Linked DNA regions of Homo sapiens: region 1 is linked to region 2. Evidence: read pairs that join two places in POLR2A ChIA-PET (ENCODE). Cell type or tissue: PC-9. All regions are shown on one strand.

Evidence for each region. ChIA-PET counts read pairs that join two places held together with the same protein. Peaks named below come from ENCODE experiments on the same cell type or tissue, not always from the same donor. Only the 100,000 strongest peaks of a DNase experiment are listed, where the experiment ranks them.
Region 1: POLR2A ChIA-PET joins it to region 2 with 10 read pairs; 3 of 35 experiments call an interaction of 5 or more read pairs at or near these places.

The regions. Positions count from the first base shown.
Region 1 is chr15:70,830,438-70,838,437 of GRCh38, reverse strand. It overlaps LARP6 (La ribonucleoprotein 6, translational regulator), which reads left to right. Exons shown (of 3, transcript NM_018357.4): 2 at 1,933-2,143; 3 at 5,322-8,000. The coding sequence ends at 6,386. Among named protein-coding and RNA genes, the nearest start is that of LARP6, 20 kb to the left of the region's middle. In PC-9, no CTCF peak of the experiment used is centred here; a DNase peak (open chromatin) is centred at 4,367; H3K27ac peaks cover 2,055 bases.
Region 2 is chr15:70,675,702-70,683,701 of GRCh38, reverse strand. UACA (uveal autoantigen with coiled-coil domains and ankyrin repeats) reads left to right here. Exons shown (of 19, transcript NM_018003.4): 9 at 907-944; 10 at 4,026-4,094; 11 at 5,496-5,603; 12 at 6,562-6,594; 13 at 7,111-7,209. Among named protein-coding and RNA genes, the nearest start is that of SALRNA2, 44 kb to the right of the region's middle. In PC-9, a CTCF peak has its summit at 3,936 (motif pointing left); a DNase peak (open chromatin) is centred at 3,911.

The DNA of each region.
Region 1 (8,000 bases), 150 kb before region 2:
AGTTTAAATCCTAGATCTGCCTCTTATGAATTAGCGAAGGAATTTGTCTGTGCCTACTGAGCTTTAACGGTACGCTAGGCACTCCTCTGGATATTTTCATGTATTAATTCATTGAATTGTCACAACACTCACATGAGGGTAGGGACTATCATGATTCCCAATTTACAGGTAATAGAACTGAAGTGAGATGCAGTGGAGTTCCTTGCCTAAATTTACTTAACTAATAAACAATGGTACAGGTTGAACATCCTTAATCAAAAAATTCAAAATCTGAAATGCTCTAAAATCAGAAACATTTTGAGCGCCACCATGACACTACAGATTTAACATGGGTTAAAAACTGAGATAGCGACACCTTTGCTTTCTGATGGTTCAGAAACTTTGTTTCATGCACAAAATTATTAAAAATATTGCATGAGATTACCCCAGGTTATCTGTATAAGGTGTATATGAAACATAAATGAATTTGCGTTTAGACTCGGGTCCCATCCTTGAGATATCTCATTACGTATATGCACATATTCCAAAATCTGGAAAAATTGGAAATCTGAAACACTTCTGGTCCCAGGCATTTTGGATAAGGGATACTCAGTCTGAACCAAGCATTTGGACCCAGGCAATCTTAACTCTAAAGCCAGGACTCCTAGAGCTGGCAGCCCTAGGAAATTACACTCCCATCTGTAATTCCAGCACTTTGGGAGGCCAAGGCAGATGGCTTGAGAGTCAGTGATCATGTATCCACATGGAGATTGCACCACTGCAGTGACTCCTGAGAGGCAGTGGTCATGTATCCACATGGAGATCGCACCACTGCACTCCAGATCTTGTCCTGAACCAGCTAAGAAATCAAGCTTTTATTCTTTAATAAATATGGATGATCTTACCGAAAGGTCAAGTAACTCTGCTATACTGTCTTCTAGAAACCAGGATTTGAGGGGATGGAGTAGAGAAGGAAGAATAAGAGAGTATATGTGAAAAGCATTTTGCCCGTGGCAGAGCGCCACATATATGTCAGCAGAGGGTGTTATTATAATAATTATTATTATTATTATTTTGAGACAGGGTCTCACTGTGTCTCCCAGTCTGGGGTACAGTGGTGCAATCTTGGCTCACTGTGACCTAGACCTCCCGGGTTCAAGCTCTCCTCCCACCTCAGCCTCCCAAGTAGCTGGGACTATTGGCATGCACCACCACACCTGGCTAATTTTTGTTGTTGTTGTTGTTGTTTTGTAGCAACAGGGGTCCCACTCTGTTGCCCAGGCTGGTCTCAAATTCCTGGGCTCAGGCCACCTACCTCAGCCTCCCAAAGTGCTGGTATTACAGATGGGAGCCACGATGCCTGGCCAGTTATTATTTTTATGATCCTCCATGCTTGTTAAAAATGAAAGATTGACTTCTTAGCTGTTTGGGGGCAAACCTCTCCTTCTGTGGCCATGTGACCCAGTGTCAATTCCTAGGGCTGCTGTAACAAAATACCATGAGCTGGATGGTTTAGAACAACAGAAATATATTGTTTTATGGTTCTGGAGGCCTGAAGCCCGAAATCAAGGTGTGAATAGGGCCATGCGCCCTCTGAAAGTACTAGAAATGGATCCATTCTAAGCATCTTTCCTCGCTTCTGGTGGCAGTCTTTGGCATTCCTTGAGTTTTGCTACATCACCCCAGTCTCTCCCTTCGCCTTCACATGATGTTCTCTCTGTGTGCATGTCTGTGTTCAAATTTACCCCTTTGGTAAGGACCCTAGTTGTGTTGGATTAGGGGGTCCACCCTACTCCAGTAAGACCTCATCTTAATTAATTGCATCTGCAGTGACCCCCATTTCCAAATAACATCATACTCCAAGGTATTGGGGGTCAGGACTTCAGCATATGAATTTTTGGGGGACACAGTTCAACGTTGACCCTAACACCCGGTGTCTCCTTCTGGTCTCAGTGGCACCACTGCAAGTGGAGGTGAGAACGAGCGTGAGGACCTGGAGCAGGAGTGGAAGCCCCCGGATGAGGAGTTGATCAAGAAACTGGTGGATCAGATCGAATTCTACTTTTCTGATGAAAACCTGGAGAAGGACGCCTTTTTGCTAAAACACGTGAGGAGGAACAAGCTGGGATATGTGAGCGTTAAGCTACTCACATCCTTCAAAAAGGTGAGGCTTGGTTCTCAGAAGCTGCTTCAAGGATTTCAAGTTTGTTTTGGGTTGTGGTTTTAAACATTTTTTTTAACTCCCTTGAAACCTGATGACGAACAATTTTTAAAATTAAGTCTGTGCCTGAAAAAGAGAAAAATGGCTAGGAGAAGGGATTTAGTATTGTTAGGAATATACTCCCACACTATTAAAAGGGTCCTGGGCATTGGGACAAATCTCAGCTGGCAGCAGTTATGAAACAATGTTACTTGTTCTTAGTAAAGTTCAGGCACTTTTGCCAGGCAAGTGGGTGGCCAGGAGGATGTGATACCAGGACAGACGGACTCGAAGGCCTTGAGAGATACCTGCCAGGCCTAAAATTATATGAAATTCAAGCTTTTCATTTGTCAAGTTGAATAAGCAAAGGGAGAGAATGAGCACCCAGAACTCTCAGAAATGAGCCTTCTCTAAGACACACATGCTCTGCCTGTGTGACGCCATCATCCTTATCTATACAATAGGGAGATGAGATTTGTAATTATTGCTGCCATCTGGGCAGCAGACTGCTTGTCCCTGCCATATATAGATCCAGTGTTTGGGCTGTGTACTGTCTACTTCTCAGAGAGTTGACAGACTAGTTGGAGTAAGAACTCTGTGTCTCCCTTAGGGGAAGTGCATTTACTAGAATGGAAAAGCACTACGCGGCCTGTTGCATAACGGGATGCGTAACAAGTGGGTCCCGGCCAAGTTGTCTGTGTACTTTGTCAGAGTGCACTGGAGGAGAGCTTTTCTCCTTGGACCTCTTCCCTGCCTCACCCACTGGTGTACTCTGCCTGGCCCTGTCGCTCTTTTTCCTTTATTCATTCATCAAATATGCTCATTGTCTCTGCTGAGTGCTGTGCTAGGCGCAGGATGTACAGAGTGAAGATCGTACTCCCCCTGTCCTTGACAAGCTCACAGTCCAATAAAGGAGAGAGATCTGAAAGATTACAATGTGACCACATATAGTAGGACAAAAGAGAGAACACAGTATTATTGGGAACTAGTTGATCAGAGCAACTAACCCTGCCTGGAGAACTGAGAAGTCTTCCCAGAGAAGGTGACATTGAAATAGGATTTTGGAGGATGAGTAGGAGTTTTCTAGGTACAGGGGAATGGAAGGGATATTTTAATGGTCAGAGAACAGTGAGCAAACCTTCATATGAAAAGTGTTTGTGGGGGATCCCAAAATGAAGCAGCCAGTGGAATCATCCAGCACGTCTCTTTATTCCTCCCCAGGGACCCCAAGAGTCAGCCTGTTTTGCTTTCCTCTTTAAGCTGCCACTTATGGTCCTATTTAGGAATGTTCTTCTCTGTTGAAACCTGGCTGCAGAGTACAGACAGACTCCCTAACACCTCCAAAATCAGAGCAAAGATCCTTTTCATTCTGAAGGATTTCCTATTAATCACAAAAGGGGAACATACATGACAAAGGTAAAAAGCACAGGGAAACCTTAGAGTTCTTCTAGCAATTGCACAAGGATGAACGCTCCCTGGTCCCTTTTCTCAGGTGCTACCTGGACCTTCCTTATGAATGGTCATGGACCCAGGCTTAGGATGCTCAGACTGTAACCGAGATTTCCCAGTGGACCTTGCTTCTGGCTCAGGAGGGATATTCAGTCCTAGCCAGAGCCTGCTTCTCTTGCAGTGAGATGTGGTCCCCCACAGACTTCTGTAGCCCTCTGAGTAAGGCAGTGCTGTGCTTTCCCAGGTGCTCCTAGCTCAAGCTTCAGGCTTAGGAAATTGTCTCTTTTTATCTCCCAAGTGCTCCCTCCCTAGCTGTTTTCGGAGAAGGCTTCACCATGTTTCACCCCACAGTGAGCCACTGCCTGGCTTTCCCACAGCCTCACACGCACCCGCAGTCATCAGCTTCACCCTTTCTGGATTCCTCATGGACTCTGTCCACCTGAAATCCGACCCTTTGCCTGGGCCTGCTTCTCTGTGCCCTTGGACCCGTGTTCTTCTAGTAGCCTAAGTCTGAGCCATTTCTCCCAGAGACCACAGGCTACAGTGGACAGTGCTCTCTCTCTAGGAGCCTGTGTATAGTAATGGGTCTGCCAAGGTTTCCCCATCTTGCCCAGTGAGTGAGCCTTTCCTTCTTGAGTTTCATGAAGTTCCTGTTTTATGCTCAGAGGCACCTGGAGTTCCCAGTTCTTTTGCAGAGCAGCTTGTTGGCCTGTTCTCAGAGGACTCAGGGGGATCTCGCCATTACGGGCTCAGGTTACCCACCCCACCCACCTTCACTATTTGTTTGGGATGACTCATTCCCCCTGGCATTCCCTTCACCGGAAGTGGGCCTCTAGAAAATTACTGTTTTACAGTATAAATATAGCTTCCATATACTGCAACATTGATACAATTTCCACCAACAAAGGAGGAGGGAGGGATTATTTCACCATTCTTAGTGAGGCCCAAGTTGGATTTAATTTCAAGTTGAAGTAGTCCATGTCATTCTCAGGAGATATTGCAGTGAAATGCGAAAGATCTTTTGGAAACTTCTCTGTATCAAATGCAGAAATGCAGAAATACTGCTTTAGAGAAGCATTTGAATGTTAAAATCTCCAAATCCTATCAAAATAATAGCATGTAATATTGGAAGTAATGATAGCACATGATTACTTAGTACTCACTGTGAGCTAGACACTATTCTGTTTTATGTGTAAATGAGTTTGTATGTGTCTGTACATACATATGTACATGTATATATTGATTCGTTTAATCCTCAGGACAGCTCTTTGAGATGGCACTATTAACATCTCCATTTTCCAGGGCAAGTCGAGGCACTAAGAGGTTGAATAACTTTCCAAGTCTTACTTCAAGCTAGAGGTGGGCCTTTGATTTGTGTATACAGCAGCCTTGTTCCAGAGCCTGCAAATTTAACCTCTAAACTTGCACAGAATGGAATATTTCCATTTTCATGGACAGTTCTGTTGGACAACACTGCTGTGGTGCCCTTGTTTGAAATGGTAGAACTTGTTTTCATTCACTTATTCATTCACTAGATTTTTGAGTGTTTACACATACCACGTATGATTCTAGACACTAGAATACAGGGATTCTAGTGTTACAGGGATAAGGAAGTGAGGGAGGGAGCTTATAGCATACACAAGGATGGACAAGGACATTAGATACTATTTCAGATTTGCTTTATGTTCTGCAGGTGAAACATCTTACACGGGACTGGAGAACCACAGCACATGCTTTGAAGTATTCAGTGGTCCTTGAGTTGAATGAGGACCACCGGAAGGTGAGGAGGACCACCCCCGTCCCACTGTTCCCCAACGAGAACCTCCCCAGCAAGATGCTCCTGGTCTATGATCTCTACTTGTCTCCTAAGCTGTGGGCTCTGGCCACCCCCCAGAAGAATGGAAGGGTGCAAGAGAAGGTGATGGAACACCTGCTCAAGCTTTTTGGGACTTTTGGAGTCATCTCATCAGTGCGGATCCTCAAACCTGGGAGAGAGCTGCCCCCTGACATCCGGAGGATCAGCAGCCGCTACAGCCAAGTGGGGACCCAGGAGTGCGCCATCGTGGAGTTCGAGGAGGTGGAAGCAGCCATCAAAGCCCATGAGTTCATGATCACAGAATCTCAGGGCAAAGAGAACATGAAAGCTGTCCTGATTGGTATGAAGCCACCCAAAAAGAAACCTGCCAAAGACAAAAATCATGACGAGGAGCCCACTGCGAGCATCCACCTGAACAAGTCCCTGAACAAGAGAGTCGAGGAGCTTCAGTACATGGGTGATGAGTCTTCTGCCAACAGCTCCTCTGACCCCGAGAGCAACCCCACATCCCCTATGGCGGGCCGACGGCACGCGGCCACCAACAAGCTCAGCCCGTCTGGCCACCAGAATCTCTTTCTGAGTCCAAATGCCTCCCCGTGCACAAGTCCTTGGAGCAGCCCCTTGGCCCAACGCAAAGGCGTTTCCAGAAAGTCCCCACTGGCGGAGGAAGGTAGACTGAACTGCAGCACCAGCCCTGAGATCTTCCGCAAGTGTATGGATTATTCCTCTGACAGCAGCGTCACTCCCTCTGGCAGCCCCTGGGTCCGGAGGCGTCGCCAAGCCGAGATGGGGACCCAGGAGAAAAGCCCCGGTACGAGTCCCCTGCTCTCCCGGAAGATGCAGACTGCAGATGGGCTACCCGTAGGGGTGCTGAGGTTGCCCAGGGGTCCTGACAACACCAGAGGATTTCATGGCCATGAGAGGAGCAGGGCCTGTGTATAAATACCTTCTATTTTTAATACAAGCTCCACTGAAAACCACCTTCGTTTTCAAGGTTCTGACAAACACCTGGCATGACAGAATGGAATTCGTTCCCCTTTGAGAGATTTTTTATTCATGTAGACCTCTTAATTTATCTATCTGTAATATACATAAATCGGTACGCCATGGTTTGAAGACCACCTTCTAGTTCAGGACTCCTGTTCTTCCCAGCATGGCCACTATTTTGATGATGGCTGATGTGTGTGAGTGTGATGGCCCTGAAGGGCTGTAGGACGGAGGTTCCCTGGGGGAAGTCTGTTCTTTGGTATGGAATTTTTCTCTCTTCTTTGGTATGGAATTTTTCCCTTCAGTGACTGAGCTGTCCTCGATAGGCCATGCAAGGGCTTCCTGAGAGTTCAGGAAAGTTCTCTTGTGCAACAGCAAGTAGCTAAGCCTATAGCATGGTGTCTTGTAGGACCAAATCGATGTTACCTGTCAAGTAAATAAATAATAAAACACCCAACTGGGAGTGCTGACTTTGAGGTTATAGATTGTGCCTGACAAAAGTCTGTGCCTGTCTGACAGAGCTGTGGGTGGTATGTCATGAGGCCCTGAGGAGCTTAGCAGAGACATCTTTCTTTTCTTTAAGAGAACATTTAAAAATTTTTTTATTTGTACACATTTATGGGCTACATGAGAAACTTTGTTACATGTTTATAATGCATAGTGATCAAGTCAGGGCATTTAGGGTTTCTCACTGTACCCCAGGGCAGCCCCAGGGCTCTCCTTGGGCTTCTGGCAGCCTGAGTGGTGTCTCATCACAGGGAATTTTACTGAGCAAAGGCAGCTTGGCGTATACTGAGGGTGTACAGTCCAGGACCCACAGCATTGATCTCACCTGGGAACTTATTAGAAATCCAGATTCTCAGGCCAACCCTAGGCCCACTGAATTAGAAAGTCTGGGAGAAAGGCCTGGAATTTGGGTTTTAACAAACGCTGCAGGTGATTCTGATGCACGCTGGAGAACCACTGGATGGACAAAGGCTGCAGGACTTGAGGTCAGTCCATTTGACCCCCAATCTCTCACTATTTTGTGACCTTGGGAAGGTTACTAAGCCCCGTGAACCTCATCATCTCCCTGTGAATTGCTTTGTTACGATGTCCATGTCTGGAATGCAGCTGGCCCTCCATAAATGTTAGCTCTCTTTCCTTCTCACTTGGGTTAATGTTTGTTATCATCAGGAGCTGCCTTGGTGTAGCAGAAAGAGCATTGGCCTAGATTCCAGTGTTGGCTTATGCTCTGGCTATTTGGCAGGATTTAATAGAGCTTGTTAATAATTATTGAACAGTGATTAGGTGCCAGGGACTATGCTAAGAGCTTTCCATGCATTATCTCATTTAATCTGCCCAAAAACTACAAGAGAAATGTTCAGGTATTATCTCTATTTTATTCCAGAAAAAAACAGACTTTACTTGGGTAATTAACTTGTCTAAGGCTTAACAGCTAAATTGGTAGAGTTGGGCTTGAAACTAGTGGTCTGGCTTTGGAGCCCACACTGTTTAACCACTAAGTGGTACTCAACATTTCTGATCTTTACTATCCATATTCAAAAAAGAATCCACCATAAAAGGTGC
Region 2 (8,000 bases):
TTTTTTATGTAACCTATTTTGAAGGCCTTTCCCTCAAAAATAGTTTTTCTATAGTATGATTTTTGTTGGTGTATGAGATTCCATTTATTTAAGTTTCATTTAATAAAGCAGTTTTCTACATGTAGTGTTTAAGCTATTTATAATTATTCATTAATACACAAAGGTTATGACTGTCCTTATGCATAAATATTTTAGTATATTTTTATTACCCTTTAGGGTCGGTTCCTAGAAATTGAATCACTGAGTTTCAGGGCATGCACATTTCTTTAAGCCTTTGGTCTATGTTGGCAAATTGCCTTCGAATTTAGGAGCTTTTTAAATTTTCTTCCCCTCTTTTTTTTTAGATATGGGGTCTCCCTTTGTTGCCCAGGCTAGAGTATAGTGGTGCCATCATAGCTCACTGCAATCTCAAACTCCTGGGCTCAAGTTATCTTCCTGCCTCAGCCTCATGAGTAGCTGGGACTACAGGCATGTACCACCATGGCCAGCTAATTTTTTATATTTTTTTTGTAGAGATGGGGTCTTGCTATGTTGCCCAGGCTGGTCTTGAACTCCTAGCCTCAAGTGATCCTCCTGCCCCAGCCTCCCAAAGTGCTGGGATTACAGGTGTGAGCCACCATACCCAGCCTAAATAAATTTCCCATTTTTTACCTGCCTCCAATCCTTAGTCTTTAATCTTACCTACTTGAATATTGTTATAAAAATTTTGCTAATTTGATAGGCAAAAGTGAGATGTCATTATTGTTTCAAGCATACGTTTTAGAAATAAAACTAAAAAGTTGTAAGCTTTAGAGGAAACTCTAAAGTTTATTTATTTAATATTGACTCAATTGTATAGTTAGGGAATGCGTACCTACCCCAAGTTAACCTGCCATTTTGTTGTTTCTCTTTTTCTCTAAATCTTAGGGAGAGAACTTTGGAAGAAAGGGCCATCTTTGCAACAGGTAGATATTAATTTTAATTTTAAATAATTATATGTATTGTATAGTTTAAAGTGCTTAGTAAAACTAGTTAATAGTTAGCATAACTATTCTGAGTTTAAATGCGTTCTATCTCTCTTCTCAGTTAATCAAGCCCGTGTAGATTCTGGATACTTAGATCATGAGGTCCTATCAAGATACTATCACTTAGCTTGAGACACATTAGATCTCAGTTTCAATGAAGGTATCCAGTGGGAAAGAGATAGCCTCCTGATTAGGGCCGTGAGCATTCAGTTTTTTCAAGTAGGAGACATTGTAACTTGCTAAATGATGAACTTTAGCTTGGCAGATCATAGACAGTTTCCCCCAGTCTCCCTTAATAACAGGACAAAATATTGACTGTTATGGGAAAATTCTTCCAGTGTAATTAAGAAATGAAGAAAACAGAGTTCTAAACTGATTATATATTGTGATTTCAATGCCACTGTTAGTGTTTTTATTTCTTCTTCAGTCTTTTTTTCTGTGTGTATTTAATTGAGGACTTTACGGAATAACAACACTTGAAATAATTCATGCTTTGCACTACATTTATTATTAAATTACTATTTAACCCTGTTTTGATATCCTGGTTGTGAAATGTCTTATGTTTTCTGCTAATCTATTTGTGTTAAAGTAAGCAGGGTTGGTTTACAGTACCGTGGCTCAAAAGCTAGTGTAGGCAGCTTTCCTCTCCTGCTGACTGTTCCCTTCCAGGCTTTCAGCTTTTCTCTAGTGAGAGGAACCTAAGCATTTGCAAACCCTGAAGAGAAAGTAATCAGGTACCTTGAGCAATTCTGATCATCATCCTGTGTCATTTTTGTACCTCTCACCTGAATCTGAAAGCTACATTTTTTAAAAATTTTGCTTTAAGTTCTGAGATACATGTGCTGAATGTGCCAGTTTGTACATAGGTATACATGTGCCGTGGTGGTTTGCTGCACTTATCATGAAAGTTATATTAAAGCTTGTTTTCCTTTTCAATCCATCTGAATTAATATGTTCATATATGGGTCATGTCTGTTGACACTTTTCCATCTGGAGCAACTGTTCCAGCCTTCTTCCCTGTGCCTCATATAACCTAAGTGTGAGTAGAGTGAAAAAAAATGTACACTGCTATGACTGTACTAGCCATCTCACACAGAATCAGAGAAAAATGATTTCTGAAATATATAGATATTTAAAATAAAAAGAATTATTGAATATTAATATGGGAATTGTTCTCTGCTCAGTGCTCTAGGAAATATTGAAGTGAATACAAGGAGTTAATATTCTACTAGGAACAGAAAGACACACTGCTCCTAATTACTGTGTTTCCGTCATTTATTGAATACACTTACTAAATATACGCTGTAAATAGGACTTTTTTTTTTTAATACTAAGGCACATGTAATCTCTGTTTTCAAGAAGCCTACAGTATAGTTGCAAATGTAAGACTCACTCAGTTGTTTGTTCACAGATATCTGCTGAACATCTACAACATGCCAACTACTGTTCTAAGTGCTGGGAATATTGTAGTGTACGAAGTCTCTGCCCTTATGGAACTCCTAGCTTAGTGAGAGATGAACAATAAGCAAAGGAATATTTAGTATCATAGCAGATGCTGTGAAGAAAAACAAAACAGAATTAAGGGATGAAGAGGGAGTGGGTGGAAGTCTGTGGGAGAAGCCTCACAGGCTGAGGGAAGGGCAGGTGCCCAGCCCCTGATGAGGGAGCAGGTTAGACATGTTCATGGGGCAGCAGCAGACAAGTGTGACAGGAGCGATGTGCCCATCGTGGAGGGAGCAGAAGAAGCTGCTAAAGTAACAAAGGGCTAGATTAAGAAGGACCTTGTATGATAAGGACTATTGATATGTACCCACCAGTGACTACCAGATGGCGGAAGGCAGGACGTGTGCACCCCAATCAGTGGTGCACGTGATCAGATCGCTGCTAAGTGGAGCCAGAGGTGCAAGAGAGGTTCTTTTAGTGTGCTAATAACAAGGCTTGTCAGGAAGATGGATCTTAATTAAAGGATGCGGTTGATTTAGTATGTCTGAGTTAGGATATAGTGGAGGCAGTGGGTGAGGATGCTGAAGTGAAGGCTGGAAATGAAAGTGGTATGATCAGGTGAGCTGTGAGAAGATGTCAGATTCCACTTGAAGAACAGTCCTTTGGTAGAAGGAATGAGGCTGTAAACATAGTTAGGGCCAAATTGTGGATATAGAATATCTTTTAAATGGGAGTTGTTCCTCTAGTTCTAGATCCAAACTCATTTGAATGATAGTTTAAAAACTTGATCAAGCAAAGGTAAACAAATAATACAAAACATGAGAAAATCATCTCGAAGAATTAAAGCAGTAGTTTTTTTTTTAACCTAATTAGGAAGAAATAAATAGCTTTCTACATTAGTTATTGTGGAGATTTAAAGATCATTTTGGTTTTTTTGAAAGGGGGGTTATTCTCTTGTTTAATAATTATGTTGTTTTTGTTAAAGCAAATCTCTAAGCTGGAATAAAGTTTCAAAGCAGTAAGTTACAAAAACAGAACATACACCCAACCAAGTTATTTAAAGACCTTTTTATATTGCTCAGGTCAGAGGGACTGTCTGTCTCTTCCTTACCATACCTCTTGATATTTTATTTTGGTGGTGCTCAGAGAAGTAAATAATTTCTGTATTGTCTTTACAAATTAATGTGACTTCCCCTTCCTCTTCCTTTTTTTTTTTTTTTAAGTTGAGTTCTTTTAGTAGTTGGCAATGCAGTGCTTTATAGCCCAACTTTTGTTATGCATTTATTACAAATTCTTTTTAAAATTTTGTGACTTTAGTTAAAATAAATCCTTAATAATATTTTAAAATTTGTTATTATTTAGTATTTTTAAATAAGTTATACTTGATTTATTTAAAACATAGTCTTAAAGGTCCTTTCCATTTTGGAGTTTTAAATAGAAACACTGCCACCTTGTGTTATGTGCAGCTAATGTTGGATAAACTGAAAATCACTAACTGGGTGTATTGCCAATTGAGGAAAATATACTTTTCTGTATTCTTACACTTGCTGACCCGTGTTTTCTTATGTTTTACCAAAGCGAAATTTGACACACATGCAAGATGAAGTAAATGTGAAGTCACATCAGAGGGAGCATCAAAATATTCAGGTAAAAAGAAAAAAATAATGGTGTCTTCCTTTAAAAACAATTCCAGTATTTGTAGTGGGATTGAGAGAGAAGAGAGGAAGCAAGAGAATGGGTGAAATGAGTGGGGCAAAGAAAGGGAAGCTCGTTAAAATTGTTTGTGATTCTCTTTTTTTTTGCCTAATCTCTTCTATTTATTTATTTATTTATTTATTTATTTATTTATTTAGAGATGGGGTCTGGCTCTGTTGCCCAGGCTGGAGTGCAGTGGCATGATCTCGGCTCACTGCAACCTCTGCCTCCCAGGTTCAAGTGATCCTCCTGCCTCAGCCCTTCTAGTAGCTGGGATTACAGGCATGTGCCACCATGCCTGGCTAATTTTTGTATTTTTAGTTGAGACGGGGTTTCACCATGTTGGCCAGGCTGGTCTTGAACTCCTGACCTCAGGTGATCCACCCGCCTCAGCCTCCCAAAGTGTTGGGATTACAAGCGTGAGCCACCACACCCGGCTGCCTAATCTCTTCTTTAAGAATTGACTTTTGTTATCAATGTTTGAGTCCAGTATTATAAAATTTAATTATGTAACGCTAGAAGTATGGTGTAGAAAGTATTGTTTTAATATATATTAGAAAAAGCAACTTTATATAACTGTTTGATTTAAATGTGTTTGTTTTGTGATGTAAACCATACATTTGTGTTTATTTTAGAAAATTATAGTATTAAAAATGATCATTAATGTAAATTAAATCTGATTTTTTTCTTAAAGTATTTTCTATTTTGATTGAGAAAAATAATTTTGTTAAACTAACCACACAGTACTTTTTGGCTTTTATATTGGTCAAAGTTTCCAAAGAATATTATGAGGATTATTTTAGAGGAAGGACCCATAATTAATTTTATGACTGAAACACCGTTAAATGATAAATTGAATAGCTGTTTCAGTATAATAAAAGCATTTTATTTGGGTTTTCTTAGTTTACTATGTAGTGTAAGAAAATGAACTATGTCCTTAAATTCGAGCCTTTATCTTTTACCAGAGCACTGAAAATGATGATTATTTCAACAAAAGGATTAGAAGAGTCTCATAAATTTGGGAGGTCTTAAGCAAAAGTTAAAATGGCATATTCTTTTGCTCTTTTCTGTGTCTAGATGCTTTTTATTTTTTCTTTATTGGAATTAGGATGATTTGCCCTCTTGTAGTATATACTTGTATTTATTAGCTATTATAGGATAGTAATTTTCTATTTTATTTATGATCTGTAGATTTTAAATCATTGGCATATCATTGAAATTATTGTATCTTTTGTACTTAGTGTTTTACATATGTATGTACCTGTATGGTAGTGAACTGCTTTTAAAAATTTCTCCTTTAAGAATTTGCTCTTTTAAGATTGGCCTGGCACCTTGTTGTCTTTATTATTTAAGGATTTGGAGATTGAAAATGAAGATTTGAAAGAGAGGTTGAGAAAAATTCAGCAAGAACAAAGAATACTTTTGGATAAAGTCAATGGTTTACAGTTACAGCTGAATGAGGTAAATAAATCTGCATAATAGAAAAATAAACTGTCTTACTATATCAATAGCAAATTGTTAATGATTGTGCTAAAGAAGGTAAAATTAGCTCATTGCACTTCAGAGGAGTTAAATCTTACTGGGGACCAGGATTTTTACATGAAATTTTACATTTAAAGTACCATAAGCTAACAAGTAAGGACAGTGTAAAGAATGTTCAGGGAAGTGAGGAGAGATCACTGTGGGCTGCCGCTTCTGAGGGGGGCACTTCCTGTGGGAGATGGTACTTCTGTTGAATTTTGAAGGAAGTAAGAGGGAATCAGAGGGCATTCCAGAGAACACTGTGATGAGCAAAATCACAGAAACAGTGACCTGTAATATATTCCTTGTTGTATAAAAAAATTGGAAATACAAGAAATATCCATAAATCATTTTTTAGAGGGAAAGTAGAATATATATGAAATCTAGTATCATCAGTTTGCTCTTTAAATATACATTTTATTATGTACAGGACTTACCACAGGTGAAATCTTATGTGATATTTGCATTTCAAAAGTAAGAAGTAACTGCGTGATTGGTACAGCTGTGTCCTTGTGATTCTAATTTTCCGTATCACTTTAATATCTTGCTATCTATGTTAGATTTTCCTAAAATTGAACATATGCAAAAGCAAAAGGCTGAACTATAGTTAGGGCCATGGGATTGGAGAGGAAAAAGTAGACAGAAGATATGAGGACCAAGAACAAGTAGGACTTGGTGGTTGATAGGTTCTCAAGAGAATCAAAAGTGCTTCTGAATTTGGATAGTGAGAAGAATGAATGACAACTCATACAACAGAATTGTACATAATTTTCTTCTCATATCCTTGGCCCTAGTCTTAAAGACATTTGCCAATCTTTTTAAAATATCTTTGCCAAGTTCATGCCTTTTAAAATAGGCTTTTAAGAATTAAAATATTTTGTGTTCTTTTTAAATTTAGGAAGTTATGGTTGCTGATGATCTGGAAAGCGAGGTAGGGTGACATTTTATTTTAAACCATTAAAATTGTTTTAGGAATTGAAGATGATATAGTAGTAAAGGTTTAAGTCCTGAATTGAGATAGAGACCAGGATTCTATTTCTGGTTATTAAAGGGAAATTCAAAATCTATAGATGACTAAAAAAGGATGTTTTGAATGTAGTGGCATAGATTATTGTAGGCATTTTGTTGTTATTGCCTCTGAAAGTCTTACTTTCTGTGAAACTTGTCCTGAAAATAATATAAAATTCTAAACATAAAGAAAATGTCTGAAAACATTAAGATTGAAAACAGAGATTTGAATTTTTTATGATTTTGTTTATAGATATTGTATGTTTCATTAGTATATTTGTAGAAATTATCAACTCTATTAGTAGTTAAAGTTCACCAGGTTGGAGAATTCATTAACTCCAGTCCTCAATGCAATTCCAATTCACGTTTTCTAAAACACATTTTTAATCCAATTCCAAGCACAGGGTGATTTTACTGTATTTATTCTGTTTCATTTCAGAGAGAAAAGCTGAAGTCCCTTTTGGCAGCTAAAGAAAAGCAACATGAAGAAAGCTTAAGGACTATTGAGGCTCTGAAAAATAGATTTAAATATTTTGAGGTATAGAAAGGATAAATTATTTCCTGTAATTCATAATGGGTAATGGTAAGGCTCTTGGCATCAGACTTGAATTTGAATTATAAATCTCTTATTTATAGTGTGACCTTGGGCTGCTTATTTAAAGTCTTCAAACTTGTTGCCTCTTTGGCAAAACTGGGGTGATTGTCTCTTTCTCCACATAGTTATAAAGGTTAAGTGAGATCATTTAAATTGACTAGCATGTAATTGACATTTAGTGTCATTCTAGTTTCTCTTCATTGTCCATCCTTACCTTTTTAAAACATCATATTTCTACCTGTAAATTTGCAGTGAGTATAATGATAATAAAAAGCATTCATATAAATGAATGATGATATGTCCAGGATTATCTCAGAAAGGATTCATCACTGGGCATCACTGAAGGCAGCTGATTCAGCATGAATCTTTTGTCTTTGTTGGTGAATGCAGCCCCAAAGTACACTAAAAAAGTGCCTTAGTCCGTTCATGCTGCTGTAACAAAATAAAGAAAATTTATAAAGAACAAATTTATTTCTCCCATTTCTGGAGGCTGGAAAGTCCAAGATCAAGGCTCTGGCGTTCATGTCTGGTGAGGGCCTTTTGCTGCATCCTCACCTGGCAGAAGGCGAAAGGGCAAAAAGGAGCCTAAGTGAAGCCCTCGTGACTTAATCAGTTTCCAAAAGGCCCCACCTCTTAATACCACCACAGTGGGAATTTAAGTTTCAACACATTTTGGCAGACATTCAGACCATAGCAAAAATAATATTCTTCTTTGTAAATAAAAAACTATGTGT